5 separate regions of the Homo sapiens genome follow, and all the other regions are linked to region 1. Evidence: chromatin contacts called from ENCODE Hi-C data. All regions are on one chromosome and are shown on one strand. The core of a region is the stretch at or near the end of the contact, and the rest is flanking DNA. Distances in the headings are between cores, read along the strand shown. Region 1 holds the start of PPP3CA (protein phosphatase 3 catalytic subunit alpha). Region 2 holds the start of TSPAN5 (tetraspanin 5). Region 3 holds the start of METAP1 (methionyl aminopeptidase 1). Region 4 holds the start of EIF4E (eukaryotic translation initiation factor 4E). Region 5 holds the start of ADH5 (alcohol dehydrogenase 5 (class III), chi polypeptide).

Region 1 (4,878 bases), core at 243-2,742:
GCTGGTGCTCTCAGGTCGTTCCCCGCCTCCCGCGCCCCCCGCGGCCACCCTCCAGCCAGCGACCGCCCCCGCCCCCGCCCCGCGCGGAAGGAAGCGCCGGGCTCCCCCCACGCTCTCCCGCTCTCTCGCGAGTCCTGTGCAGGCCCTTCCAGGGGGAGGGGGAGGGGGAGGGGGGCGCGGAGGGAATTGCTGCAATGGAGCTCCAAGACAACCCTGCCCAAGTGAGGCAGTCGGTGGAAAGCCACGGCCACATAAAAATGCCGTATTAATTTTTAAAAAGCCATCAATCACCCCTCCCTCTGCAGAAGAAAACCATAAACCCGATCCCATGCAAGCCTGTGAGCAGAGCCACCCACTTCCTATTTCTGTCACAGCAGCTACACCCTACCAGCAACCACCCCCCGGGCGCCCCCTCCCACCACCGCCACCCCCGCCGCCACCTCCCCGCGGCTCAGCCATTTGCCAACTGACGCCCCCGTCAATAAAAATGCCCCAAGTGAGGCTGGGTGGGACGCGTGGGGGAAGGGCGCCGCGGGGGCGGGGGGTTCGCGGGGTTCGCGGGTTGCACAATATCCTAGAAGGTCCGCGGCTGGAGCGGACAGAGGAGAACCTGGGGCGGGGGAGGGGAGGAAAGGCGAGGCGAGGCAAGCTGCCCTGGCGCCTGCGGCACACGGTGCACCCAGGCCACCGCGGCGCTCCGCTTACCTTTCACCACCCTGTCGGTCGTCGACAACTTGGGATCAATTGCCTTGGGCTCGGACATCTCCAGCTGCCGGAGGACAGCGACGCGCTGCTCGTCCGTCCGACTGCACACCCCGACCGGACCGGCGGGCCAGACACTCAACGCCGCCGCCGCCGCCGCCGCCGCCGCGCTGCAAACCGCTCGGCTGGAGGTCTAGGCTCTGAGCTGGCTTTAAAGTTGCTGCCTTTTCCGCGCGTCCCTCCTCCGCCGCCGCCGCCTTCACTCCTCCTCCGCCGCTGCCGCCAGCCCCGCCGACTCGCTCCGGGCTGCGCGTGTGTGGTGGTTATTTATTTATTTTCTGAGCACGCCTCCCGGTTCTTCTTTTATTCTTGGGGGAAGGGGGATGGGGAGGAGAAGCGCACACACGAGCACCCACCCCGGCACGGAGACCCAGCACCGCGGAATGGAGCCCCACGCGCGCACACACGGCCAGGATTAAGACCGATCACATGGGGAAGGCCGGGGGCGAGGGAGGAGAGGCAGGGCCGCCGATGTCAGTGCCACCAGCCGCACCTTGGCGTCCCCGGCGGCGGAGAGGCGGCCGCCGCTGCTGCCGCTGCTGCTGCCGCTGCCGCTGTTGCTGCTGCCGCTGCCCCTGCTTCTCCACACAGAGCGCCGCCGCTGGTGCCGCGGCCGCCGGAGACGTCCCGCCGCCGCGATCGCCCGCGCTCGCCTCTGCCTCCCCGCGCCGCTCCTCCACTCACCAAGGCACAGCCGCCGAGCTCGGCAGACACAGTCCCGGGCACAACCTACCCCCCTCCGCCGCCGCCGCCGCCGCCAACACCGCGCCCGCCTCCGCCTCCTCCCCTTCCTCCTCCCGGCCCCCGCCTCTTGCGCGCCTGCAGCCTCCTCCTCCCCACTGAGCCCGCCCCCGACCTCCCGCCCCGACGCCGGAGTTCCTCGCGTTCATTGGCTAGAGGGCGCATCACTCAGTGCCAGGTGGCGGCCTCCCCGCTTGTCCCGCCTCCCGCTCCTCCTCATTGTCCCCGCCCCTTGCTCTGTTTTCTTCCAGCTGCCGGACCAGCGGGCCTGCCGCCTCTACGGACCAGTCCCTGCTCAGGTGTCACTTTTGCTGGCAGGCCGAGATTAGGGCAGGAGAGTGGGCAAGGCGTCGCGGCCAGGAGGAGAAGGGCTCTACCACGCCACCCTCCTTTGGCCTCCGAACGCGGACCCCGCACACACACACCCGCGCCTCTTTGGCAAGCGTGCCTTGTCGGCTGGGTTAAGCCGCAGTGTGAGTAGCCAAGTGCAGAGGGTGTCTCCGGGTGTGTGCGTGGCCCACAAGAGGGCAAGAAGAGAGAAGGCGGGGATAGGAGGGAAGAGGGTGGGGGTGAGAGGCAGCCCTGAGAGGGCGGAGGAAGGAAGAGGCTGGGAGCTCGGCGCCCGCGGCGCAGCTGCCGTCGCTGCCGCAGCTGTCCAGGGAGGATCGCCAAAACGGCGACGAATAAACAACTTACCTTGCGGAGAAGAGCTACGACTGCGATGCGGTGTACGGTTGTTTTTGCTTTTGCGTTGGCGGCTTAGGGGCTGTTACTGTGTCCCACCCAGGCGTGCACACCGAGCGGCGGGGCGCTGTGGAACGCGGGAGCGGACTAGCGGAGGAGGATGCGGACCAAGCCCCAGCGACCCAGGGCAACTCGGAGCTACCTCGGGCAGCCCTGCGGGTCTCCGAGGAGAACCGAGGAGACGGGAGAAACATGGGAGAGGGTGGCCTTTTCCCTGTTCACACACACATGCACGCAGCCACTGGCCGGGACAGTTGACACCCATCTTCCTTCCCTGCTCCTTCCAGTCATTCTACACCCGCTTGGTGCTGCCAGTGCGGGCAGGGCCTTGGAGCCCAAAGCGGATCCCCACACTTGTCCCTACGGTCGGAAGGAAAGTAGAGGAGAGAAAGTCAGGCGCGGCAGGGCTAAGAGCAATAGTGGCCCAAATGTTCCTGGCCCGCCTGCTGCGCCACAGAGTCTGAAAAGCGGGTCTCCGTCTACCAGAAGGTGACCTCCACACAGCCCCTCTCCCCGACCAACTGCAGCACCCAAGGACTGGCAACGTGGTTGGAGCTTTTGGGGGGAATTATGAAGAAATCTGAATAAATTTCTCACCCTTCATGTTTCCTGTTTTATTTCCAAAGTCCTTCAGTATCAGGTTTTTCCTATTTCCTCAATTGGACCACGGGTCCAATAAAAGGTTTAAAATACACACACACACACACACACACACACACACACACAAAGAAAACAAAAACAAAAAAAAAAGTTTAGGGAGCTGGGAGATGAAGCCAAAAGAAATGTTTTGGAGACAAGGATTAGATTAAAGCTCAAACTTGAAAATCAATTTTGAGTAAGAGACTGATTGTGCTGCAGCGTGACTTTGATGTGGACTGCACGGAATAGAAACACACACTAGATACCTCTGTGGAGGCCTAGCAAAAGGAGCAGACGCAGGGTGTGTCCCACCAAGATAGGGAGGCTGCCACTGGCACTGAGATTCTGCTGCCCAATTTCCAACCCCAGGATACTGGGTGGCAATTAGACAATTCATTCAATAAAGATATTTTCTGTACTCCTTTTATTTATATGCCAGACTTTGTGGTGGGTAATTAGGTGGGGAGGGAGTGTATTTGAAAATTGTCCTTGCCCTCAATAAAGCCTAAAATTTTCAGAGAACATAAAATTATGAGCTCTGAGAGGTCACTGTAATCTCAGGAAGGGGTTGTTGGAAACAGCCTCCTGAGCACGGGCAGAGCTAGTTGCTAAGGCAGATTTGGGAAGTTGGTCCCTGGCCAGATGGCACACAGGGAGCGATGCCAAGACCTGTGGGTGAAGAGGGCCTGCTTCAGAAAGACCAGGAAACCATGTCCAGGGATGCTCATTTCCAAGGCCAAGACATTCTCTCCTACATATTAGAAAAAAATGAAGTTCCCACCTTTATTTGGAATAACTTTTTACTAGGTATAGGATAAACATCTTTGAACCAAGATCAGAAGGCTTAAAATGTCAGCACCATATAAAATTACATGATACAGATAGGAAATAAAGGCACACCTTTCAGGCACACCCTTTAGTCCGCTACAAGTCTAGGACACCTCCTAGCTAAGGTATGTATGGGAAGAAAAAGTTATGACTCACAATCACTTCCCAACACATTATCAACATGAACTTTTAATGCCTGTGTATGATTCCATAACTGCTGCAACACTGACACCTCTTAAACAAAATTGGATCCTGCTCTAAGGAAACAGGACGGCAGCATATTAACTAGGGACTACTTGTGTTCATACACCTGACCTCCTGAAGTAGACAGACAGATCATCTTTTTTATTCGGTTACTGTTTCAGATGTCCTACCCTCTCCTACTGCCATTCTTTTTCTGTCCTGTCCAGAGATCCCCAACCTTTTTGGCACCAGGGACTGGTTTCGCGGAAGACAATTTTCCCATGGATGGTGGTTGGGGGTGGTTTCAGGATAAAACTGTTCCACCTCAGATCGTCAAGCATTAGATTCTCATAAGGAGCGGGCAAGCTAGATCCCTTGCATGCACGGTTCACAGTAAGGTTTGCACTCCTATGGGAATCTAATGCCACTGCTGATCTGACAGGAGGTAGAGCTCAGGCAGTAATGTTTGCTCACTCTGCTGCAGATCTCCTGCTGTACAGTCCAGTTCCTAATAGGCCACAGACTGGTACTGTTCTGTGGCCCAGGGGTTGGGAACCTCCGTGTTAGACTGCCCTAGCAGTCCATAATTATATTACTGCTTGCATGAGAATACTTTATATTTGGAATTTACATTTTGAAGGGGTTACTTCAGTTCCCAGATGCTGACTTTGGCAATGTCCTGCTTATCAAGAAATAGGAGGGGGGAAAAGCTTGAAAAAAGACAACTTTTTGTCTACCAAAAAAATGTGTTTTCCCTCCCTTAGTATAATTCACTCTGGGAAGTGTCTGCCCAGAGAGGGATTCCCATTTCTAGCCTGACCCTTCTTTCCTCGAAGAAGGTCCATGTGACCAGTTCTGATCAATGGACTGTGGACTAAGATGGTTGGTCACTCTCAGGACAAGGCAGTTAAGCAGTAGATATACATTTTCTAGTCTATGGGCTCCCATCCTTAGCGGAATGCAGAGACTTCTAAGACCCAG
Region 2 (4,674 bases), core at 971-3,470, 2.7 Mb before region 1:
CCTGAACTCACTACCCCAAAAAGAACCAGTCCCAGTTCGGTAGTCCGTGCCTCTCCAAGTCACAAAGTTTCAAGTTCCAATCAAATCAGAATATCTTACTCAAAACCGTGGCTACCCACCACTTTTAAACATTTTCACAAATGGAGAAGGGGCAAAGAAAGAAAATAATTCCTTCTTCCTGTACTTGTAGCAGTGTTTAATTGCAGGGAGGTGGGTGACTGCTCCCGGGAATCATGCACAACACTGGCAAAAAACTGCCTGTGGAATGATCGGATATGACATCCATTCATGTGTCCCCTCATTATCTTTATTAGTCCTGAAGACAGATGACATGCTGACACGGAAAGTGGTCTCCAATCCCTTGCATTTCCCCTCACAAAACATACATGACCAATGCAAGGTATTATAATAGAAAACAGAAAATAAAATAACCTGGTAAGAGTGCGGTACAAAAAAAGAATATGAAGAGCCGTATTGACAACTATTCTCACAGATGTATATACGTACAGCAAACAGCCCAAATTAAAGGAGAATTCAAATAAATACATTCCGTGTTCAGACTGCTGTGGATAATTATTGATCCTGCAGTTGGAGCATTGTTTACCTCACACTGAACAGCAACTTAGAGAACCCCCTACCCAGACAGCCACCATCTTTACTTTCTATGGAAATGCGGGTGCCCACTGAGGAAGAGGATGAGATGGGATGAGAAGGGGAAGAAAAATAACATGGTCTTTGAACCAACGTTTTCCCCTTGTCCTGGAGAACTCTTTGTCTGGCTGCTGAACACGTTTGCCAGATCAAGGAAAAGAATCAAAACAAACAAACAAACAAAAAGAGTAGGCGTCCCAGCCTAATTACAATAGGTTCCCAACACATTGCAGTCCCAAGCAGAGCATCATTTGAATCTTGTGTTAAAGCATTTGCTCTCTCGGTTCCCCAATAAAACATGCCTCGCACACCTTCTCCTTTGCATTTCTACAAAGGTTCCCCCAAACGGCCCGCTCTGTGTCACTCCTTTAAAAATGAGGACGTGGGGCAGGAACACACTGAAATATATGTTGACGGTGACTTATTATCCTGACGATGATATATACATACAAATAAATCCCTCTACCCCGCACCCCCACTGACCAGTCCATTACGCACAGGGAGCGCTTTCCAGCTGAAGAGGAGAGCGTGCAGGAAACGTTATTTACGTGCAATTACAGGACCATATACCACGGCATCTGCATCCTACACAAAGCCCGAGATGGTGCAAGAAGATACACGCTGAGCATGGCACAGACCAGCCGCGGCAACACGGAGCCAAGCCCTCGTCCAATCAGATCGTTGTTAGAAGGTGGACCTCAGGGTCGGCCGTGCCCGATTAGCCTTCCCTATTATGACACCACGCTCTGCCCAACATCTATATCCCACCGAGAGCAAATCCAATTCGTGTGGTTGCTCATTTCTCAAACTGCCGAACCCTTTCTTTTATCTGCATCCCTGCTATTCGTTCCTCAAAAAGCCACCAGAAGGCCTCGGTGCCCCCTTTCCGCCTCGATTTCTCTTTTCACCTCTTCCCATTCCTCGAAAGGATTAAATGTTTATCTCTCCAACGCGCAAGCTGGAAAGGCGGAAGGCGAATGCCTCTATGCTGCTCCGGCAAGCGCCTGCGGGGCTGCGAAAAGTAAAGGCAACGAACAACGTGGGGGAAATCGTCGCGAATCGATCGGCCACAATAGTTGGAATCCCAGGAGCGCTCCAACTTACCCAAAATATGACATTGAAGCCAAATATGAAGTATTTGATGCAACAACTGACTTCAGGACCCTTGTAGTGCTTCCCGGACATCCTCTGGGTTCATGAAGACACTTGCCCCGGCAGCCCGAGTTTGGAGCTCCGAAGCACCGTTGCTCGGAGCAGCCCGGCGGGGAGCAGGAGCTCAGGGACACCGCACGGGGCCGCGGCGCTGGCGGCCTGGGCTCAGCCGCGCGGGGACCGACCGGCGGAGAGCGGCTCCCGCACCTCCAGCCCCTCGCGCGCCGAGGCCGCCGGAGCCGGGGTGGCCGCGAGAAAGCAGGGAAGCCGCGCGCTGCAAGCTCAAGCCTCGCCGACGCTAGCCCCGAACACAAAGCGAGCGCCCGCGTCCGTGCGCCAGGCGGTCGGTCCGTCGGTTCGTCCCCGGGCTTCGGGCAAAGGCGGCCGCGGCAGATGCTGGTGGAGACGCCGCTCGCTTGCTCGCCCGCCCGTTCGCGCGCGCCCTCCCACCCCTCGCTCCGCCCGCCTCTCGCTCCGCCCGCCCGGCCGGCTGCTCCTCCGCCCGCGCCGCCCGCAGCTCCGCCCGCCGCCCAAGCCTTGGCTAGGCGCGCGCGCGCACGGGGTCGGGCGCTCCCGGGCGGCGGTGGCACCACGTAGCCGCCTCCTTCCACCGCTCGCTTTATCCCCGCCCCTTCTCGGGCCAACCCCAAGCGCCGCTGACCCCGAACGTCGCTGCGGGGTAGGTAGGGGGTGGGAGGGTGGAGGACCGCAGGCGAGAGGGAGAAGGAAGGGCGCCCGGGGAGCAGGCTGGCAGAGTGACCGGGATTGATGAGCGGCGCAGCTCTGGAGGGACGCGGGCGAGAGGGTCGCTCCTCGGGGAGAGGGCTGGGTGAGTGAGGACCTGCGAGCCACCCCCGACACCCCTTCCAGGGTAGCCACACTGGCGCCCCCTCCTCCACAACAGGCTTATGTGGCTAGAGAAGATGCGATGCCACTGGACAGGGAAGGAAAGTCGTCGTGGACTTCGCTGAATGGAAAAGGGGGTAGTTGGGGAAGGTGGAGAAAAGAGCCACGGGAAGTGGGAGGAAAGGATGAAGGGATGGGACGTTGAAAAGGAAAGCTTCCTGAATCCCTGTGTGACTCTAACCCAACCTCCCCACCTACCGGAGAAATGGGTTTTATCCTAGAAATGGGGACGAGGAAAAAGAGATGGCTCAAGGGAGTCCTGGCCCGGGATGCGATCCTCGCCCTAGGGTCTATTGCAACCACACAAACCCGGACAGCGCACGCTCCCCCCTACCCCGACAGAATAGTGCCTAAGAAACCTGCTTGCCTCCTAACTCTAGGAAGGAATCCACAACGGATTCCAGGGAGGTCTTCTGGGGAATCTGAATTGGGTTTTTGGATCACGAACCATTAAGCTTTTGAACTCTGGGGAAGAATAGAACAGGTGGCTGGAAATTGTTTTAGAACCCTACCTGAGCAGGTGTGCTCATTAGTTGCTTATCCGCCCTCCTCCTGGAGCACTTTCATAGGTGTTGGCAAAGCAGGTACCAGTATTTCACGGAAGGAGAAGGAAGAACCGCCCAGGACTGTGTATAAATGTCTATGGGAATATTTTTAAGGATTCAAAAGGCTAGAAGGAGGTGAGATCAAAAAATTTTTCCAGCACCACCCAGTGCAACCCGATCCTGGACACAGAAATCTAAAAGATGATACTTAAATACTTGAGTTTGAGAGCCTCTAGTTATAAGGTTTCCTACGTAACAACCTCTCACTTTTCTCAAAAACTGGCTAGTTGACAACCGGCAGTCAAGTTTTGGCTAGTCAAGAAGCTACTTTTTCCTGCAATAAACCACATTTAGAGATAGTACTGGGCTTCAGCAGGATTGAGGCTATATTGAGGTCGCAAGTATGAACGAGGTACCCACAGAGATGGGAGGGCCAGGAGATCCTACTCATTCAGTACCTCAGAAGCTATGACACGGGATAACAGTAGCTTCAGCCCTTTGGATGAAATAATCCTCACTCCCTCAAAAGTGCTCTCTACCCACTCAAAACACAGGCCATACTACCACCAATCTGGTAGACTTCAAAAGTAAGGTCTTTCAGCAGCAGATTTCCTTGTTAACAGGAAGGTACTGACAAGCTTTACCTAAGCCTATTGGAGCTATGTTGTAATTCTGTATATAAATAGAACAGTCGCTGCAGGAATACTGGATGAGTCAGAAGAAAGGTCTGTCCTAAGCTGATGTGACACATTTCAAAAGGACCAGAAATTAGATGCAATTGATGACTGAGTTGATCTCTAAGTGGATTTATCTTTGAAATAAAAATCAGTGGATATCCCATATACCCGACCCCACACCCTCCCCCATTGTCAACATCCCCAACCAAAGTAGCACATTTGCTACAAATAGTGAACCTACATTGCCAGATCATTATCACCCAAAGTCCATAGTTTACATTAGGGTTCACTCTTGGGGCTGTATATTCTATAGGGTTGGACAAATATAGAATAACATGAACCCACCCTCATAGTATCATAGTATCATACAGAGTATTTTCACTGCCCTAAAAGTCCTCTGTACACCACCTATTTATCCCTTCCTCCCCCCAGTCTCTGGCAGCCACTGAAGTTTGACTGTATCCCTGTCTCCTTAGTTTTGCCTTTTCCGGAATGCCATATATAAGGAATCATACAGTATGCAGTCTTTCTTTCAATTTTGCTGTGAAACTAAAACTGCTAAGAAAATAAAGTCTTAAAAAGAAAAATCAATGGAGAAGGGAAAGGTAAGATAACTAATCAGTAATTTGGAGGGGGGGGTGGAAAAACTAATTGAATTATCTCATTTCGTATATCCAAAATAAGTTCTATGAGGATTAAGGAGTTAAATATATTTTAAAGCAGACCAGAAGGAAAAATATTTG
Region 3 (4,588 bases), core at 1,480-3,979, 2.4 Mb before region 1:
CTGATTGGTCCATTTTGACAGGTTGCTGATTGGTGCGTGTACAAACCTTGAACTAGACACAAAAGTTCTCCAAGTTCCCACTAGATTAGCTAGACACAGAGCACTGATTGGTGCATTTACAAACCTTGAGCTAGACACATGATGCTTATTGGTGCATTTACAAACCTTGCACTAGATACAGAGTGCTGATTGGTGTATTCACAATCCCTTAGCTAGACATAAAGATTCTCCAAGTCCCCACCAGATTAGCTAGATACAGAGTGTGGATTGGTGCATCCACAAACCCTGAGCTAGACACAGGGTGCTGATTGGTGTGTTTACAAACCTTGAGCTAGATACGAGTGCTGATTGGTGTATTTACAATCCCTTAGCTAGACATAAAGGTTCTCCAAGTCCCCACTAGACTCAGGAGCCCAGCTGGCTACACCCAGTGGTTCCCGCACTGGGGCCGCAGGTGGAGCTGTCTGCCAGTCCCGAGCTGTAAGCCCACACTCCTGAGCCCTTGGGTGGTCCATGGGACCGGGTGCCCTGGAGCAGGGGGTGGCCCTCGTGGGGAGGCTTGGGCCACGTGGGCAGGAGCCCACGGTGGGGCCGGGGGAGGCTCAGGCATGGCGGGCTGCAGGTCCTGAGCCCTGCCCCGTGGGGAGGCAGGTAAGCCCCGGCAAGAAATCCAGCACAGCACTGGTGGGCCGGCACTGCTGGGGGACCCGGCGCACCCTCCGCAGCTGCTGGCCCAGGTGCTAAGCCCCTCACTGCCCGAGGCCGGCGGGGCCGGCCGGCCGCTCTGAGTGCGGGCCGCCAAGCCCACGCCCACCTGGAACTCTAGCTGGCCCGCAAGCGACGCACGCAGCCGCAGTTGCCACCCGTGCCTCTGCCACCACACCTACCACAAGCTGAGGGAACCGTCTCTGGCCTCGGCCAGCCCAGAGAAGGGCTCCCACGGTGCAGCGGCGGCTGAAGGGCTCCTCAAGCACGGCCAGAATGGGAGCTGAGGCCAGGAGGCACCGAGAGCAAGCAAGGGCTGCGAGGGCTGCCAGCATGCTGTCACCTCGCTGTCACCTCTCACTGTGAGCACCACTGCACTCCAGCCTGGTTGACAGGATGAGATGCTGTCTCAAAGAAAAACCAAACGACAAACAAAAAGTTGACATCATAGTAACTGAAGAAATCAGGTAAGTAAATTACTTTATATGGTATGGTGCAGTTTTTATTTAAAAAATATTTTATACATACATACATACTTATTGATTTTTTTCTTGTATACAAAAGTATATGTATGTATGCATGTAAACATTTCTATTACTTGATTTTATTACATCATTTTTACTGCTTATATTGCAAAACTAAGTTTTTTTTTTTTTGAGACATGGTCTTGCTCTGCCGTTTGGGCTGGAGTGCAGTGGCAGGATCATAGCTTACCATATCCTTGACTTCTCAGGTTCAACAGATCCTCCCAGCTCAGCCTCCTCAGTAGCTGGGACTACAGGCGCCTGCCACCATGCCCGGCTAATTTTTTAGTTTTTAGTTTTAGTTTTTGTAGAGACGGGGTTTTGCCATATTTCCACCCTGGTCTCGAACTCCTGGCCTCAAAGAATCCGCTGGCCTTGGTGCCCTGGATGCCCTGGCCTCTCAAAGTGCTGGGATTGATTACAGGCGTCAGCCACCGCTCCTAGCCAAAACAAAGTTCTTAAAAATAAAAGTAGTATGAGCTTTTCTGGTGTATTAAGTACGGAGAAGTTAAAAAAATACAATAACAAAGTTCACAGCCTTTTGTGATCAGTAAATGTTAGTTTTTCGCTCTTCCCTAGTGACAAGGAGGCACTCAAGCATGAGTTACAACACAACCGACCTGGAATACAGCTGAAAAGATTGAAGCAACAGGTTCGCAGGGGAAGGCCTTTACAGCTTCTTTCGACTCTGACATTTCAGGATCAGCACAATTCTCCCCTATTTACTGCTGAAGCAATCAACTGGGATTATACAAAAAAATTATTTGTATTGAATACCTGACAGTTGTGTTACTATTACTAGCACTATCGGTTTTGAAGGGGAGGTGGTGGTGTGTGGAAAAAAAAAGTCTGGCAGGAGGGAGGGCAGATGTGAATCCCAGCCCACCGTCCCGTTGACAGCTCTATGGCTCTCCTTTCTGTGAATGAGCGGTGGTCCTTAGGCCTCAGACCCGACAATGTCAGTGAGAAACAGAACTTAACCCAAGGGACTGTTCTCCAAGGAGCGGCGGGGGAATCCAACGCAGAGGAGCGCAGCGCCCTCTCTAGCCTCCTGCGGGTGTCGGGGATGATCAGGGCTCCTGGGTGTTCGTCAGTGAAGACGACTGTCTTATCTGACTGTAGGCACAGAGAGTGCGCCGCGAGAGGGCGGCTCCTCACCGTCAGGCGCCGGCAGGTCGCGTTCTCTGCTGGCCGACGCCCGAAGGCGCCGAATGGGGGGGCCCTGCCGAGCTCCCTTACAGCCCCAATGTGCGCGCCGCCGGGAGGCTTGGGCACGCAGGCACCGCCGGCGGGGGGCGGGGCGAAGCCGGCGGGGCGGGGCACCAGCTGCGCGCGCGGGGCGGGGGCGGGGCCGGGGCGGGGCGCGCTGCGTGGTCCCGGCCGGCCCTGGCTCCTCCCCCTCCCGCGCCCAGGCCAGCGGCGGGCCCAGCTCCTCCCCCGACTCGGTCTCTCTCCCCTCCCCTCCGCCCGGCAGTTCCTCCCTCCCGCCGCCGCCTCTTCCTCGGTGAGGCGCTCTTCCAGCGGGCAGGCAGCATGGCGGCCGTGGAGACGCGGGTGTGCGAGACAGACGGCTGCAGCAGTGAGGCCAAGCTCCAGTGTCCCACTTGCATCAAGCTGGGCATCCAGGGCTCGTACTTCTGCTCGCAGGTAGGCGCCCGCTGCCCCGCGGATATGCCGCCGCTGCGGGACCCCTCCTCGCTTCTCCCCTGCTGGCTCCTCCCGCCCTTGCGGCGAGTCGGGACGCGCTCCTCCTCTTCCCCCCGGCCGCGTTTCCTCCTCCCCCCACCCGCGTCGCCACCGCCCCCTCCTGCCTCCTGGGGTCCCTGGGTCCTCGGGAACCGCGCTGGGCTCACGCGGGGGCGGGGGCGCCACCCGCCGCGGCCATGTGGGCTGGGGCGGAAGCGGGCTGTGCGGGGTCGCGTGGCCGCGCTAGACCTCCGCGTTCTGGGGCCGGTTCCCCGCGCTGGGGCGGGGGCCGCCAGGTGTGCGGGCTGCCGGAGGCAGGTAGCGGCGCCGGGAAGGAGGGCAGCCCGAGCGTCGCGAGCCTCCACATCCGCAGCACCGGCGGGGCTCGGGTCTGGGCGCTGGAGGCGCCGGGCCGTCCGTCGGGTCCCTGCGGGGTGGGGGGCTGAAGCTACCTGCCGGGCTCTGAGAGATGGGTGGCCCGAGGACCGTCGGAGTCGCAGAGAGGAGGAACGCTAGCTAGCTCCAGCCCCACTTCTTTGTGCTTTACTACCGTGCTTTGACACTTAAGCAACTTTGGGGGTGGGGAAGGGAGAGGTCTGTGTAATTCATTCTTTTCTTTCGGTATATAAAATTATTAATTTACAAAACTGTAAGCTAACGGGATGAGTCACCTGTGACTGAATTTCCCAGAGTGAAAAGGACAGTTCCATTGAGGGTTAGGCGTGAATGCTGTAGTGTATTTTAAGTTTTGTGCAGTAGAGCAAACCCAGCGTTGAATGGGGTCCAGACTGAAGCGTGTGCTCGTGTTTCTGTTTACTGAAGAGTACTAGTGTTGCTGCTGCATTTCGAGACCCAGGATGAGGGCTGGGCGGCAATAGTATGGCTCTTAGTTACAGTCCAGGTTTAGTGAAGAGAGGCACATGAATATTCAAATATTAAATTGGTAGCGTCCTGTGGGGAGGAGAGCCGGAATAAAGAGAAGGCCTGATTGGGGCCCTGCCCTTGCCAGTTATTGTGCGATCTTGAATTAGTAAAGTTACTTAATCTTTCTGAGTTCCAGTGTTACACTGTACAGAGGGGATGATTATAGCTTTCTTTGTAAGTTTCACAAGCTTCTTCTGAGACCCAGATTATCCAAGGAACGTGAAATGCTGTTATAATGTAAAGTCCTTTATTTTTTAAAGGATTCTAGTACGATTTAACTCTGCCATAAATAAAAATATGAATAAGAATGAAGGCAGATATATGAACACAATACAAATAATAAAAGTGTTTTCCAACATAAAACATAAAAACGTAAAGATATAAATAAATACAATCTTTACGTCACAATATTTGTAGATAAGCGATTGCAAAAGGTCTTAGCTGTGTTATACAGTCTTGTTTTTAGATAGGATATGATCCTTGACCTTGTTAGTATAATTTGGAAAAACTTGCACGTGGAGGAGTGTTGCTTGATCTAAAAATAGCATTACCGAACAATCTAAAGGACCTGTACTAGGTTTAACATGTTGAGCATTACTCATGTTAGACCTAGTACACGTCCTTTAGATTCTTTAAAATTCCCAAATTCTATCTTGTTGTGGCCTGTGTGGGACCTGAAATTAAGAAACAGTGTTTGCTTTTGACAGTTGTACCATCTGAGTAGAATAACTTTAAAAGTAGGTGGCATT
Region 4 (4,942 bases), core at 348-2,847, 2.4 Mb before region 1:
ATCCCAGCTACTCAAGAGGCTGAAGCAGGAGAATCGCTTGAACCCGGAGGCGGAGGTTGCAGTGAGCCGAGATCACGCCACTGCACTCCAGCCTGGGCGACAAAGCAAGACTCCATCTCAAAAAAAAAAAAAAAAAAAAAAAAAAAAAAAAGTCTTTAAAAGTCAAAGCAAACTGGTAAACCATTAGCAAAACCACAAGCTACCATGAAAAGATACACAAAAGTATCTGGCAACCAAGGTCTAGAGCTGGTTCCAGAGTGTGAAAGGTTTTCTGATTGCTAATAAACCCCATTATGCACACAAGATATCTTCACTTAGCTGTGTCGTTTCTAAAAAGGCAACAGGGCCCAGAAGTTTCAGTGAGCCAGTCCTGGCAAACCCAAATTATGAAAAATATACCCTCTGCTTAAAGATTAACTACAAACCTACCCTGGGACCAGCTTGCTTCAGTTAAGTTTAAAATGGTGCCTAAATTGAAATGAAAGTCTGTAGCATAGATAAAGAGAAAAAAAAAGTCAAATGGAAAAGTAAATTTAAAAGTTTCTATTTCCAATAAACTGCGTCTCAGAAATCTTCCAGGAGATAAAGACTCGGAAGAACAGAGGGATTGAGACCCATTCGCATTCTCTGAGGCGTGCGCACTACGCGGAAAGGATGAATGAATGGAAGACGGGCGCGTGTGAAATGCAGCAGGTCCGGCCGGCAAGCCGACCGGCTACAGCGATCTGTAGGCCTCGCTCCTCCCCCTTCCCTCCTCCATGACAGCCCAGTCCCAAGCATGGAGGGGCGAGGACAATGTGATACCCCTTCTCACCACCACCATCCCTCATTCTACTTGGAGAGCTTCACCGTGACACACGAGTGTTCCTTCCCACCCCAGACCTTTCTCGCTTCCCCTGGCGCAAACACCGGCAACTCTCCGGCGCGCTGGATTAACAGACGCTCGCCCCTCTCAACTCCCCTAAGCGAGGTCGAAGCTCCTCCGCGCGTGCCGCGGCACCACTCCCGCCTAACCCACCCTCCGGCAACACTCGCCCACCAGCTCCCCAGTCCACCGGTCTAAGGAAGACGTGCGCGCGCCCCGCACCCGAGCCCCGGAGCTGGGGTTCTGCAGGGAGGGAAAGGCTGCTCCAGGGCTCCCTCCTCCATCTCACTCCAGGCCGGCTCGCCGCCCACCCTGCCTGCGGATCCCAGTACTCGCTGGGAGCCGGCCCTGCGCCTTCCTATCATGAAGACACCATCCTCGCATACCCAGCCCAGAACCCCAGCTACCCTCCACCCTGTAGACACCTCGCGGTTCCGCAGGAGGCGCCACGCCGCCCCTCCCCCACACCGCTCCCCCAGTTCTCGGGCCCCCACCAGAAAGTGTGCGCTACACGCCGCCTCGGCCATCCTCCGGGACGTCCCCACTTGTCCGCGGGAGGTCAGGTCCAACATGAAGGGGAAGGGGCGGCAAGGGGTACAGTGCGCGCCGGGAACGCCGTCCCGCGGAGTCCCCCAGTCAGAAGGAAGACGGAGCGCGGGGACCCGTGGGGGTGGGGGCCAAAGGCAATACTCACCGGTTCGACAGTCGCCATCTTAGATCGATCTGATCGCACAACCGCTCCAGAAGGGGGGGTAAGAGGAAAAAAATGAGATTCAAACCGGATTGGCCAGCTTCTGGCCACGTGACGGATATGTCCGTTTGGCCCTGGCGGCACCTGCGCAAGACTGCGGCTGCGTGAGTAACGAGAGGCTTCTGGGAAGTGGAGTCTCTCCCCCACCTTTTTTTTTTTTTTTTTTTTAAGGTAAAGAAATTTTTTTTAAAAAGGACTGGTCACGTGGCCGATGGGTAGGGTGCGCGGTTCTCAACGCGGCGGACACTCGCTTGCTGGAGGGTGGTTTCAGTCCTCTGCTCTTCCGCCTGGATAGCTGCGGTCACACTTACTGCCAGGCAAGCCTACTGTGCCCTTTGTCGCCCTGTCCTCCCATCTTCCCCGGAAGGTTGGGAACTGCAGGCTCAGCACACACAATAAGGCTTCATTTGCTTAGTTGAGGTCCCAGGACAAGTTGCCTGTGTGTTTATTTAGTTTTCTTTTGATCTCCCACCATTTTCTCTTAGTTTCAAAAAGAGGCGGCGATGCAGAGTCGTTTAGGCAATCAACCCTCCCACGTCCCCTGGCTCAGCTAATGCTGGTGGTCATTCGTTGCCATTTCTGCGAAAGGGGACGGACGGAACCGCCCGCAGTACCCGCTTGCCACCGGCTGGACGAGGGGGAGGGACGACAGCTTTTACTGTCCCAAATCCTGAGATTAAGACCTCAGGGCTAAATCTTGCGTGGCGGTAAAAATTATTTGGAAGTTCTGTGCAACCGTTCCAATATTCCGCTTTTACGTGCACGGAAATAGCCTAAGTCCAGATGCCAGCCAGGGAAGCCACTCCGGGCCCCGCTGACTAAGCCCTGGACTGATGGTCTGGAGTCTTTAGGCCGGGTCAACTATGACTCTTGACGTTGACTCATTCTCCTTAGGCGAGTGACTTAATCGCTCGGCGTCTCAGCTTTTTTATTTATGAACCAAAGGTGATGATACACTTACCTCACAAGGGTGTGCTTCGTAATGACTGTAACCGGCTTTGAAAATGCATCGGACTCTAGAAATGATTCATAATAAGCAACTGCGTGCCTTCCTAAAGATCAAGTGCTTCTGCTTTTTTTTTTTAGCAAAGTTTAAATTTTTTTCTGTTTACTTTGTTTGATTATGATGTACACCAGTGTAGTTTTAAATGTTCAGGACCATTTTTTTTCCTTTACAACTGCAGCTGCCCTCAATAGAGGCTTTAATGTTCATGAAATTATTGTTATGCTCACAACAATCACTGGCAATCAGAAATTTGTCCCCACACTGGCATCCTACATTTCCTTTCCCTCTAAGATACTGTGCTGTCATTTCTCAAGACCGTGTTTTTTGCACAGTTTGGCTACTAATAACAACAAATAGAGATGAAGAAATCTAGTAGACTCCTAAGGTTCTAATGAAGAAGACACTGTCTCATTACTATTTCCCATGCTTTTAAATAATGTTGACACCAGGAAAAGGAGTGTATGCAGGCTGCCTGTGCCTGTCTGCTTATAGTGTTAATGAGGTCCAGAGCTGTGTCATACCTATTATTGAGTACATAATGGATGCTTGAGTTGACTAACACATAATTGAGGCTGTATGAGAACTCAAAGCCATTGCCTGTTCATATGTTTTGGTTTACCTGAATATCAGAAGTGATTAATGAAAGCTTTTGTCTAGTGGGCTTAGCTCTACTAGGTTTTAAAGTAGATAGAATTAACAGGCCAGGCGCAGTGGCCCACGCCTGTAATCACAGCCCTTTGGGAGGCCAAGGCGGGCGGATCACCTGAGGTCAGGAGTTCGAGACCAGCCTGACCAACATGGTGAAACCCTGTCTCTACTAAAAATACAAAAATTAGCCAGGCATAGTGGCACCTGCCTGTAGTCTCAGCTACTCAGGAGGCTGAGGCAGGAGAATCACTTGAACCTGGGAGGTGGAGGTTGCAGTGAGCCAAGATCCCGCCACTGCACTCCAGTCTGGGCGACACAGTGAGACTCCATTTCCAAAAAAAAAAAAAAAATGATAATAAACGGATAAGTGGATTTCTACTTACAGAGACTATCTACTGTTACTTAGACTATCCAAAATAATTCTGTTGACCGCGTTGTTATTTTCTGCTGGTTAGAAGTGGTGTCAGGTTACCTTCTTTGAAGAGAAAAAGACAGCATAGATGTCCTATTTTCCCCTTCCCCACCCTTCCCCACCCTTCCTCTCCCTTCCCTACCCTTCCCCTCCCTTCCCTTCCCTTCTCTTCCCCTCCCCTCCCCTGTCCTCCCCTCCCCTCCCTCCCCTCCCCTCCCATTCTCTCTCTCTCTCTCTCTTCCTTCCTTCCTTCCTTCCTTCCTTCCTTCCTTCCTTTCTTTTTGTCTTTTCAGGGTGTTGCTCTGTTACCCAGGCTGGAGTGCAGTGGCATGATTATGGCTCACTGCAGCCTTGACCTTCTGGGTTCAAGGGGTCCTCCCACCTTAGCTTCCCAAGTAGCTAGGACTACAGGCATGGGCCACCATGCCTAGCTAATTTTTTTATATTTTGCAGAGACAGGAGCGTCTAGCTATGTTCCCCAGGCTGGTCTCAAACTCCTGGGCTCAAGCGGTCCCCCTACCTGGGCCTCCCAAAGTGCTGAGATTGCAGGCATGAGCCACCATTCCTGGCCAGATGTCCTATTTTCATGAAGCTGTTATATAACAGCAAAAAATCAATGAGATTGGCAAGAAAATACCTATAGGACTGAAAGCCAGTGATGTTCTTAAAACTTTTTTTAAACAACAGTTTCCATTTTTATTAAATTTTCTGTTAATCAAAAAACTCGGGCCGGGCACGGTGGCTCATGCCTGTAATCCCAGCACTTTGGGAGGCCAAGACGGGCGGATCACGAGGTCAGGAGATCGAGACCATCCTGGCTAACACGGTGAAACCCCGTCTCTACTAAAAATACAAAAATTAGCTGGGCATGGTGGCAGGCGCCTGTAGTCCCAGCTACGCGGCAGGCTGAGGCAGGAGAAAGGAGTGAACCCAGGAGGTGGAGCTTGCAGTGAGCGGACATCGCGCCACTGCACTCCCTCAGTCTCAAAAAAAAAAAAAAAAAAAAAACTCCCTCTTGTCAACCAAGACTCATACTTTTACAATACTTATGGATGCTCTATTCTTTATGGTTTAGTTTCTTTCCATTTTTTACATAGTTTTCAACAATTTTTCTTTATAATTTTCAAGCACAGAGTTTCAGGAAAATCTCCATTTTTGTATATACTTTGTTGTGTGTGTTTTATGACCATTAATGTGTCTTTGCCTATTTGAGATTCTACCATTTCAAAGATTTAACGATTAGGTTTTTATGTATGTGTG
Region 5 (4,784 bases), core at 550-3,049, 2.3 Mb before region 1:
CTTGGCACAGCATAGCTTTGCAAAATAAGTTAGTAGTTATTGGTAGCAACAGAACAAACGGTTGAGGGAAAGGAGAGGTGAACTACATAGAGATATAAAAAATGGCCTCTGTAGGCCGGGTGCAGGGGCTCACGCCTGTAATCCCAGCACTTTGGGAGGCCGAGATGGGCGGATCACCTGAGGTCAGGAGTTGGAGACCAGCCTGGCCACTATGGCGAAACCCCGTCTCTACTAAAAATACAAAAATACCGAGCATGGTGACGGGCGCCGGTAATCCCAGCTACTCGGGAGGCTGAGACAGGAGAATCGCTTGAACCCGGGAGGCAAAGGTTGCAGTGACCCAAGATCGCGCTATCGCACTCCAGCCTGGGAAACAAAGAGCGAAACTCCGTCTGAACTGGCGGGGGAGGGGGGGGGGAGGGAAATGGCCTCTGTAAATTGGTGAGGTTGGAAATGTGGAAATGATCGTTTTTAAAATTAAATTGCAGATATTAAATCTCATAGTACAAAGAATCAGACACTGCATTAGAACCTTTTTCATTTCAATGTGCCATAAATTTCAACTCCACAAGTCAGATTCAGAATACTAACAATTAAGTTATGCAACATAGGAATCCAAAGAAACAAGAATACTAAATTTGATGGCCTGCTCCCCTTTAAAAAATGTCTTAATGGAGCCTAACCTTTTCCTTTTACTGACAATTCTAAGCAAAACAAAGCCCCACTCTAAATCCGCGGGAAATGGCCCTACTTCAACATTTGAACTATAGTAACAATTATAATCTTTCACCTTCTCTGAATAAAGACACTCAGTAATAAGGAAAAGCAACTACCAGTTTAAGTCTGAAAGACTGTTTAGAGTTTATTTCTTTCAAACTCCAATATGTTTAAGGCCATTTGTCTTACTAGAAAATGTCCAAAATTGCAAAACATTAAAATAATCAGCAACTTTAGACTGAGTATGTTATTCGTAATTTCTGCCTTTCTTTACTGTCTAATTTGTATTTTATGAATTTGTCATAGAGGAGCAGACCTGGGTCGGAATCCCAGCTCGCCATCGTTGGTGTGACCAAGCACAACCAACCTCAAACCTCAGTTTTTGGTAAGATGGGGATAACACCTCGCAGAGGTGTTTGTTACGTGAGGACTAGAGGGAATATAAATCTCTTGGTATTTAAGTGCTCGAAAATGTTTCTGAAAGGGACGTAGGGGTCTTTCCAAAATACACTCCTTGGAGGCACAATAATTAAGGCGTAGGCTCAATTATGCAACACAAGCAACCTAGGAGTTAGAAGCACGGGATCTGGCTGCAGCTCTGCCAAGTATGCAAGCTGCAAGAATGACCCAGAGCGAGTTACTTAATTTCGTGTAAGAAGCAATGCGTGGCCGCTCCTAAGCCATTTCCACTGGGATACCGACCTGACCAGCCCCTGCCCCCCACTCTCCGGCTCTCCCACCCCCCCACCCCGTTCCGACTGTCCCAGAAGCAGCAAAGAAAGCTGCTTCCCAACTGAAGAGCCGAGACAAAGCTTCCTTCTCTTTCTGCCCCTCTGAGCCGCTCGCTGGGGGCCCAGTTTCAGAACCAAGAGCCAGATCCCGTCTTGGGCGCCGAGCCTCGCGCGCCCCCGAGGATAGCAGCCTAGTCCCATGCCATGCACTCCCTCCCTTGGACTCAGGGCCCTCCGCTCAACGGGCCCTACCTCGTTCGCCATGTTCACGGATTCTGGTCGGCGCGGGGGGCTGACATCCGGGGTGGGCCGCGCAGCGACGGAGGCATGGGCGTGGCGAGCGCCTAGCGAGGGGGGCGGGGCGTGGGGGGGGCTTGCAATGGCTCCAACCGGAAGGGCGGTGCTCGAGCTGTGGTGCGTGCCGCTAAGTTGTGCGTTCCAGGGTGCACTCGCCGGCGAGGCTGCACGGCGCCGGTTTCATTGCTAAAATCCGACGGACTTGTTGCAGAACTCGTTTTTTTTGTCGGGAAAGGGCTTCCCCGTGTAACTTTACAGCAGTTATCGTAGATAAGACTTGCAAATTACAGATGTGGACGGTGAGGGAACGGGAATTTCACTGAAAGCGCCTGAGAACCAGTAAGAGACCTGCAACAGCTTTGTGCTCCACTGGCGAATGCTTCCTCCCCTAATACACATTATGTGTGCTTGGAGACACAAGGAGTAAGATACAGCCCCTCAAGGGACTCGTCATAGGGAGAGGACACAGCTTTGGGAATAAAGGGGCCACAAAGGAGGAGAGAGGAGTTTGCTGAAACTTCCCAAGCTCCCATTCCAGCAGTTCCTGAAGGGTAGGTAGGATTTTGGGGAGACAGTAGAACGTGGGCAGAGAACTTTGGAAGGAGGAGATGAGGAGAACAAAAAGTCTCCTGATCCTGGACAGTTTTTTGTGTTAAGAGTGGGCCAGAGTGTAGAGAGAGAGAATGTAGTATTTGTCGGTTTACTCTTTCTTTGTTTGTTTGAGACGGAGTCTCGCACTGTCGCCCAGGCTGGAGTGCAGTGGCGCGATCTCGGGTCACTGCAACCTCCGCCTCCTAGGTTCAAGTGATTCTCGTGCCTCAGCCTCCTGAGTAGTTGGGATCACAGGCACACGCCACCACGCTGGCTCAATTTTGTATTTTTAGTAGAGATTGGGAGTGGGGGCAGGGGGTTGGTCTCACCATGTATGCCAGTCTGGTCTTGAACTCCTAACCTCAAGTGATTCACCCACCTCAGCCTCCCAAAGTGCTGGGATTACGGGCATGAGCCACCGCACCTGGCCTGCCAGTTTACTCTTAAACTCTGTTGTAAACGCTGAATTTTGTTAAAATAGCTCTGTCAGACACACTGCTCTTTTCTGTCTTTCAGTCTTTTTCTTGGCTCTTTTCCGGGTACATATGGTAAGATTGTCCAAAGTCTTTCCGTCCTTTCACTCCACTCTCTCACTCACACTTTGGCTTTTAACGTCTATTTATGGAAAGATGACTACCAGATTATTATCTCCAATCAGGATGGCTCCCCTAAACTCCAGACTTGGACATGTAACTGCCTACTGGATTTCTGTCTCCATTAGGATATCTCACAATCGAATGCAACTCCTAAAACTCCTATTAATATTTTCTCCTTATAGGGACTCTTTCCTCTGTGTGTTGACACTCTCCACATACTTACCCTAGCCAGAAACATGAGAGTCACAACTTCTCCCTCTCCCTCGGTCCCTGCATTCAGTTTGTCACCAAGCCCTAAATATCTCTCTGGTCTTGTGCCTCTCTCTCCCCACTGCTGCTGTATTAGTTCAGGCTTTCATAATTTCTTACAGGATTACTGAAAGAGCCTCCCATCTGATTTCTTTGATGCCAGGCCCTTGAATCTAATACTTAAAAAGGAATGCCCTGTTAGTGATCTTTCCAAAACGTAACATCAATCAATGCCATTTCCTATTTTCCTTCAATAATTTTTGAATGAGTTAGGCTATAAATAAATAAATAAATAAATAAATAAATACCATTCTTCTATTTAAAAATATTCAAGGGAGAACAAATGGATAAAATCCAAACTCTTTAGGCCACTCAGGCTCTGAATTACTTCCTTCTGTATATACCTCTATCCTTATTTCCTGCTCTCCTGCCAAATTTCACACCAACATTTAAGGAACATTCGTAGTTCCTTAAAGGGACTATGCTTTTTCTTGATTCCAGGCCTTTGTGTATGTCAATACTTCTGCTTGGAATGCAGCAAGCAATTTCTAGTGGGAAAAAAAAAAGACTTGGCAGAGAGTTTTCTTTTCCCTATTGCAGATATATTGTCTATTTTCTGGAAAGAGACACTTGCATTTTTGTAGTGCCTTGTTTAACAATAATAGGCAAGACTTTAGGTTTCTGGTCTGACATGTAAGGAATTTAGAAGTCATCACTCCATCCTAACAACAACTAAAAAGCTAAAAAAAATGAGAAATTAATAACTCTTCTTAGAGCTGTAAGTGAAGTGGGGTCACAGAGAAAACAGCTTCTCCAAAATTAGAGACACAGATGGGTGGATTCAAAGAATCACAACTTACCATAGAAACACACTTTTGCAGGAACTGTTACTGGAGTAGGAAAGTCTGAGCTGTAATTGATGAATTGCCAGAGGCTCATTGTGGATTAGTTTGAGAGTTAAAGATTCTTGGGGGACCCAATCTTAGGGGGGCTTTCACACTTTTGTGAGTTTTACCTCCGTGAATTCTCAGAGAAGATCAGAGAAAAATCCCCAATTGCTTCCTGCATGAGGAGTGTAAAAGGAATTATTTTGAAAAATTCTAGTGCATTTTGTTCTTAACAAGACTTGCCAACAAAAGAAACTATTTTACTCGAGCCTAGTGTACTGGGATTTTTACAAGTGGTTAACTGACCTGGGGGAAAGGAAATACCCAACTCCAGCTCCCTCTAGACATTCTGTACCACCTAAGGGGGTGAAAAAACAAACTGAGAACTGTGAAGTTTACAGCCTAGGGACACAGGCTCACTAAAAGACTGAGATAAAATGGTAGAACTATAGGACACTTCCCCTTCCCGTGTATCTTACCACTACATTACTAAAGGGCTATTTACTGCAATTTCTTTGACTCAGTATATTATATCCGCCTTTCAATACAAAATTACAAGGCATATTAAAAGGCAACATAGTTTGAATGGACAGAGCAAGCAGTGGAACCAAACCCAGAGGATGACAGGGATGTTGCTATTATCAGACCATGAATTTAAAACAACTATGATTAATATTGTTTGAAATGCTTGTTCCCCGGTGCTGTAAAGAAATAGT

Evidence for each region. A loop is a pair of places that touch in the nucleus more often than their neighbours do. Pooled maps may share reads with other maps.
Region 2: a loop to region 1 is called in a map of CD8-positive, alpha-beta T cell, with 5 times the contacts of the local background. The contact joins the promoter of TSPAN5 here to the promoter of PPP3CA in region 1. A Hi-C loop is called at or near these places in 4 of 168 maps with a recorded cell type or tissue (CD4-positive, alpha-beta memory T cell, CD8-positive, alpha-beta T cell and naive thymus-derived CD4-positive, alpha-beta T cell) and 11 of 50 pooled maps.
Region 3: a loop to region 1 is called in a map of B cell, with 26 times the contacts of the local background. The contact joins the promoter of METAP1 here to the promoter of PPP3CA in region 1. A Hi-C loop is called at or near these places in 4 of 168 maps with a recorded cell type or tissue (B cell, CD8-positive, alpha-beta T cell, naive thymus-derived CD4-positive, alpha-beta T cell and 1 more), 1 of 37 single-sample maps with no recorded cell type and 13 of 50 pooled maps.
Region 4: a loop to region 1 is called in a map of CD8-positive, alpha-beta T cell, with 40 times the contacts of the local background. The contact joins the promoter of EIF4E here to the promoter of PPP3CA in region 1. A Hi-C loop is called at or near these places in 2 of 168 maps with a recorded cell type or tissue (CD8-positive, alpha-beta T cell and naive thymus-derived CD4-positive, alpha-beta T cell), 4 of 37 single-sample maps with no recorded cell type and 15 of 50 pooled maps.
Region 5: a map of gastrocnemius medialis shows a loop between it and region 1 (23-fold over the local background). The contact joins the promoter of ADH5 here to the promoter of PPP3CA in region 1. A Hi-C loop is called at or near these places in 4 of 168 maps with a recorded cell type or tissue (CD8-positive, alpha-beta T cell, ascending aorta, gastrocnemius medialis and 1 more) and 13 of 50 pooled maps.

What each region holds. Positions count from the first base shown.
Region 1 is chr4:101,346,034-101,350,911 of GRCh38, forward strand. PPP3CA (protein phosphatase 3 catalytic subunit alpha) reads right to left here and starts at 1,493. Exons shown (of 14, transcript NM_000944.5): 1 at 706-1,493. The coding sequence starts at 763. PPP3CA-DT (PPP3CA divergent transcript) reads left to right here and starts at 1,744. Exons shown (of 2, transcript NR_033874.1): 1 at 1,744-1,976; 2 at 2,291-2,850. RefSeq lists silencers at 1-268, 289-648, 1,119-1,728.
Region 2 is chr4:98,656,391-98,661,064 of GRCh38, forward strand. It overlaps TSPAN5 (tetraspanin 5), which reads right to left and starts at 2,221. Exons shown (of 8, transcript NM_005723.4): 1 at 1,756-2,221. The coding sequence starts at 1,836. It overlaps TSPAN5-DT (TSPAN5 divergent transcript), which reads left to right and starts at 2,512. Exons shown (of 3, transcript NR_148380.1): 1 at 2,512-2,632; 2 at 4,408-4,536. It overlaps LOC112267901 (a long non-coding RNA gene), which reads left to right and starts at 2,333. Exons shown (of 3, transcript XR_939016.3): 1 at 2,333-2,482. RefSeq lists silencers at 1,786-1,945, 2,199-2,378.
Region 3 is chr4:98,992,992-98,997,579 of GRCh38, forward strand. It overlaps METAP1 (methionyl aminopeptidase 1), which reads left to right and starts at 2,730. Exons shown (of 11, transcript NM_015143.3): 1 at 2,730-2,876. The coding sequence starts at 2,763. It overlaps MIR3684 (microRNA 3684), which reads left to right and starts at 4,396; the gene lies at 4,396-4,469. RefSeq lists enhancers at 2,172-2,221, 3,143-3,925 and silencers at 2,462-2,781, 2,942-3,401.
Region 4 is chr4:98,927,536-98,932,477 of GRCh38, forward strand. EIF4E (eukaryotic translation initiation factor 4E) reads right to left here and starts at 1,598. Exons shown (of 7, transcript NM_001968.5): 1 at 1,560-1,598. The coding sequence starts at 1,577. RefSeq lists an enhancer at 1,992-3,191.
Region 5 is chr4:99,086,989-99,091,772 of GRCh38, forward strand. It overlaps ADH5 (alcohol dehydrogenase 5 (class III), chi polypeptide), which reads right to left and starts at 1,800. Exons shown (of 9, transcript NM_000671.4): 1 at 1,701-1,800. The coding sequence starts at 1,712. LOC100507053 (a long non-coding RNA gene) reads left to right here and starts at 1,869. Exons shown (of 10, transcript NR_037884.1): 1 at 1,869-2,296. RefSeq lists a promoter at 1,745-2,998 and a silencer at 1,783-1,832.